Regions from separate parts of the Homo sapiens genome. Here region 1 is linked to region 2. Evidence: read pairs that join two places in POLR2A ChIA-PET (ENCODE). Cell type or tissue: OCI-LY7. All regions are shown on one strand. Region 1 overlaps PRDM10 (PR/SET domain 10). Region 2 overlaps PRDM10 (PR/SET domain 10).

Evidence for each region. ChIA-PET counts read pairs that join two places held together with the same protein. Peaks named below come from ENCODE experiments on the same cell type or tissue, not always from the same donor. Only the 100,000 strongest peaks of a DNase experiment are listed, where the experiment ranks them.
Region 1: POLR2A ChIA-PET joins it to region 2 with 5 read pairs; 2 of 35 experiments call an interaction of 5 or more read pairs at or near these places.

Annotation. Positions count from the first base shown.
Region 1 is chr11:129,962,604-129,965,103 of GRCh38, forward strand. All of the region lies in intron 1 of PRDM10 (PR/SET domain 10), which reads right to left. Among named protein-coding and RNA genes, the nearest start is that of PRDM10-DT, 39 kb to the right of the region's middle. In OCI-LY7, no CTCF peak of the experiment used is centred here; a DNase peak (open chromatin) is centred at 1,547; H3K4me3 peaks cover 709 bases; H3K27ac peaks cover 916 bases.
Region 2 is chr11:129,905,556-129,908,055 of GRCh38, forward strand. PRDM10 (PR/SET domain 10) reads right to left here. Exons shown (of 21, transcript NM_199437.2): 20 at 83-186. Among named protein-coding and RNA genes, the nearest start is that of NFRKB, 11 kb to the left of the region's middle. In OCI-LY7, no CTCF peak of the experiment used is centred here; no DNase peak of the experiment used is centred here.

The sequences.
Region 1 (2,500 bases), 57 kb after region 2:
CCTGTATCTTGCATCTGAATTGAGGTGGTGGTTACATAAGGAATATGTGTGTCAAAAGCTATCAACCTATTAAGATATGTGAATTTTATTACATTTAAATTATACCCTAATAAAGTTGATTTTTTTTAAAGCATACCTTCCTTATATAGCAGTACTATTTAAAAATATATACAAAGATATTCAGGGTGAGTTTCCTATGGTATATAAACTATATCTCAACAAAGCCATTATTTAAAGAAACAAAAGGTATTAAGAAAGGAATAGGCTGGGTGCAGTGGTTCACACCTGTAATCCCAGCACTTTGGGAGGACAAGGACGACATATCACTTGAGGCCAGGAGTGCAAGACTAGCCTGGGTAACATGGTGAAACCCCATCTCTACAAAAAATACAAAAATTAGCCAGGTGTGGTGGTGTGCACCTGTGGTCCCAGCTTCTTGGGAGTCTGAGGTGGAAGGATCGCTTGAGTCTGGGAGGCGGAGGTTACAGTGAGCCTAGATCACACCACTATACTCCTGCATGGGTCACAGAGTGAGACTCTATCTCAAAAAAAAAAAAAATGAAAGGAATAAATGTCACCAATCATCTAAAGATCTGTAAGAAGAAAACTACAAAATTGTACAAAAGGACATAAAAGGCTCAGTAATTACAAAATCAGAGCCCGGCGTGGTGGCACACACCTGTGGTCCCAGCTACTCAAGAGGCTGAGGGGGAGGATCCCTTGAGCCCAGTTCAAGGTTAGCCAGGGCAACACAGAGAGACCCTGCTGAAAGAAAAAAGAGAGAAGAGAAGAGAAGAGAAGAGAAGAGAAGAGAAGAGAAGAGAAGAGAAGAGAAGAGAAGAGAAGAGAAGAAGTCATAACATGTTCCATGTAGGAAACTTTTTTTTTAAAGTTGTTTATTTTGAAATAACTTCAGACATAAAAGTTGTCAAAATAGTACAAAGAATTCCTGTGTTTCTTCACTCCAGTTCCCTGCATGTTAACATTGTACCATGTTTACTTTACTATTTCCCCTCTTTCTCTTTCTTTCCCTCCCTTTTCTCACTTGAACCATTTGAGAGTAAGTTGCCAACACAATGCCCCTTTCCCCCTAAATTCCTAAGTGCCTAATTCTTAAAAACAAGAAGATTTTCTTATAACCACAGTACTACTATCAAAATGAGGCTGTTAACACGGTAACAGTAATATTACCTAATTCACAGACCTTATTCAAGTTTTGTCAACTCTAATGAATGTCCTTTAAAAAGAATACGACATTTTTTCTCCTGGCCTGGGATGCAATCCGGTACTGCACACAGCACGCTCAGCTGTCCTGCCCTTCAGTCTCCTTCAATCCCAAACGGTTCCCTGCTCTTTCTTGGTCTGCCATGACCTTGACATTTGTGAAATGCACAGGTCATTTATTTTTCAGAATGCTCCTCAATTTAAGTTTGTCTGATGTTTCTTCATGGTTAGATTCAGGATATGTATTTTTAGCAGAGACACCACAGAAGAGATGTGGTGTCCTTCCGATAGAGGAATTTGAGTGGCTTGTTTCCTTCAGCTTGGCTCACTGATGGCACAAATGCGCAGGCGTGTACTATGCTAGGCACTGGGGTGCTGCGGGGATCGGCAGGTACAGCCCATGCCCTCACAAAACACACACAGCCCAGAGAGTCTTTTTGTCTTTGTTTTCATTTCTAGAAAGGTATACTTTATTTCTTCTATTTTAATTTTATTTGTATCTCTTTTAATAGGTAGTAAATGCAGCTGGCTCAAAATTCAAAAGGCACAAAAAGGTATACAGTGGACAATCTCCCTACCTGGAATGCCCTAGCCGTTCCTCAGAAGCAACCTATATTATCAATTTATTGTATTTTCTTCCAAAAATTATTTTGTGTGCATACACACAAGCATACATATATACTCTCTCCCTCTCCAACCACAAATAGATGCACACTACTGATTCCATACAAGGTAGCATTTCTTCTATATCTTGTTTGTCCCATGTAATATCATACCTTTCATATTGTTCCATATATATACAGACATTCCTCATTCTTCATTACAGCTGCATATTTTTAATCTTGCATTCATAAACGCTTAGGTTATTTCTAATATTTTGCAATTACATGTGACACTATGATGAGAACTTTTGGACATACATTGCTTTACAATGTATCTTGCATTTTATGTGTTAGTATCCCACATTTTTTGGAATCTCTGAGGGAAGATACTAGCGCAGTTAAAGTGATTATCTATCATATGTAAAATGGAGATAATTTTATTGTGAGGGTGAAATGATGTATGTAACAACTCTAGGCACAAGGTCTAGTACATAGTAGGTGATTAAATATATCAATTTTCATATTTCACAAACGAGCCATACAGAGCTTCAGAATTTTCAAAACATTTTATACTCTTTAAAAATCTAACAATTTGGCTGGGCGAGGTGGCTCACGCCTGTAATCCCAGCACTTTGAGAGGCCGCAGCGGGCAGATCAGCCTGAGGTCAGCCTGA
Region 2 (2,500 bases):
ATTACGAGATAAGTGGTGATAAGAGTTACTATACAGCACCACAGGTTGGACAGGAAAAACCCGACCGAGTAGCGTAGCTTACCGAAGTAACCGCCTTCACCTGGCCAGTAGTAACTGGAGTTGCCACACCACTGTCTGTAATCACAAACTGACCCGGAGGAAGCGTCATCATTTGAATCTCAGATGCTAAAAAACAGGAAATATTCATAGTTCAGTGGTCTCAGATTTTAACACAAGTCTTAGAAACAAAAACATAACCAGTAGCCACAGTCCGCACTGATTTGCTTGCCATGAGAGTCTCACAATGATGTGATTTCTTGGTGCCGTGAAAGCATCTCTGCTACGAATTGAGAAGAGCCTGGTACGCAGATACCCAGTGTCAGAGACAATCAGTGCATTCCCCTTCAAATGTGGCTTCTCAATATCCACAAAGACAAATACTCAACAATTTTTAAAACCTTGAAATACGTCACAAAGAGTTACCTTTTAAATCAATATTTTTATCTTTTATATTCAGATTTGAATTTGTGACACAAATGTATCCACACTTGGCAATTATAATTTAATCCAACTTGAATTTTATTTCACCACCAGTGTTATTAGAGCAAATTAAAAATAAAGCCCACCCTAGCATCTTGTTGATGGTCTCTAAATAACATTTTCTACTAAAAGGAATGAGAGTTTCTTGGGAAAATGGCTGATTCCAGACCTGGGCAGAAAGCTTGTGAGACAGTTGTGGGGCATCGTGTCTTCCCAGCACACAAGACGTGACGAAAGGCTATCGAGGCATGTGAGAATAACGCAGGAGCCAGTTAGAAGAGGCTCCTACAAACCAGAGAGGGGATCACTCGAGCATGGGTAAGGATCACACCTGCAATCGGCTGAAACACACCAGGCGTTGAAATCCAGGGGTCCATAACCACCATAAGACGTGCACACACAACCCTATCACCTTGGATAGCATAAGAAATCAATTCATTTTGTGAAAACTGGTAAACAAAGGAAATGAATCAGGTATTTAAAGTGTTTATCCTGCCTTTCTTGTACAAACTGTAACTGAGAGTAACTTGGTAGTGAAGGTAAAATTTTTTTCTTTATAAAAGTTTTCTAGCTAATTAATGAATAAGGTGCTAGAATCATGGCCAGGCACATGGACTCATTCCTGTAATCCCAGCACTTTGGGAGGCCAAGGCAGGCGGATCACTTGAGGTCAGGAGTTTGAGATCAGCCTGGCCAACATGGTGAAACCCCATCCCTGCTAAAAATACAAAAATTAGCCAGGCATGGTGGCGGGTGCCTGTAGTCCCAGCTACTCAGGAGTCTGAGGCAGGAGAATCACTTGAACCTGGGAGGCAGAGTTGCAGTGAGCCAAGATCGCACCACTGCACTCTAGGCCTGAGTGACAAAGCGAGACTCCATTTCAAAAAGAAAAAGAAAAAAAAAAAAAGAATATCACGACTTTGCAGCCCTAATGAAATAATGGAGCTAAAGAATAAACATCGATGGCTCCTAACATCACAAGAAGAGAGATGCCTGAACATTATGTGCTCTTGATAGAAGTACACACACCAGCTATGAAGTATCAGGAGGAAAAAAACAAACTGCACCTGAGCAAGCCTGTAGCTCAAATTGCCAGTCTATAGGAAATGAAAGGAACAGAAGAGCACATATTCACTGCTTGGTAACATGGGAATCCCACCAGCAAAATCCAGAATGCGGAAAACAGCACAAATGACCCGGTTTCCTCAACACAGAAATTATAACTTAAAAGAGTGAACACATATTAAAAGAAACTCAAAAGTCATCATCAATTGCAATGTATGGCCCTTATTTGGAACCCAATATGAGCAAACCAACTTTTTTGTTTGAGATGGAGTCTCGCTCTGATGCCCAGGCAGGAGTGCAGTGCCGCGATCTCGGCTCACCACAACCTTCGCCTCCTGGATTCAAGCGATTCTCCTGCCTTGGCCTCCTGAGTAACTGGGACTGTAGGTGCGCACTACCATGCCCAGCTAATTTTTGTATTTTCAGTACAGGCGGGGTTTCATTATGTTGGCCAGGCTGGTCTCGAACTCCTGACCTCATGATCCACCTGCCTTGGCCTCCCAAAGTGCTGGGATTACAGACGTGAGCCACTGTGCCTGGCCAAGCAAACCAACTATTTTTTAAAAAATTTCTGAGACAATCATAGAAATATAAAAACCCTGACTGGGTATTTTAAATATATTTGTGGGTATTAAAGAATTACTGTTGGCTTGGCACAGGGGCTCACGCCTGTCATCCTAGCACTTTGGGAGGCCAAGATGGGAAGATCACTTGAGCCCAGAAGTTTCAAAACCAGCCTGGGCAACACAGCGAGATCTCATCTCTACTAAAAAATTCAAAGGAAAAAAGAATTAGCCAAACATGGTGGTATGTGCCTGTAGTCCTAGCTACTGGGAGGCTGGGGCAGGAGGATGGCTTGAGCCCAGGAGTTCGAGGCTGCAGTGAGCTATGATCA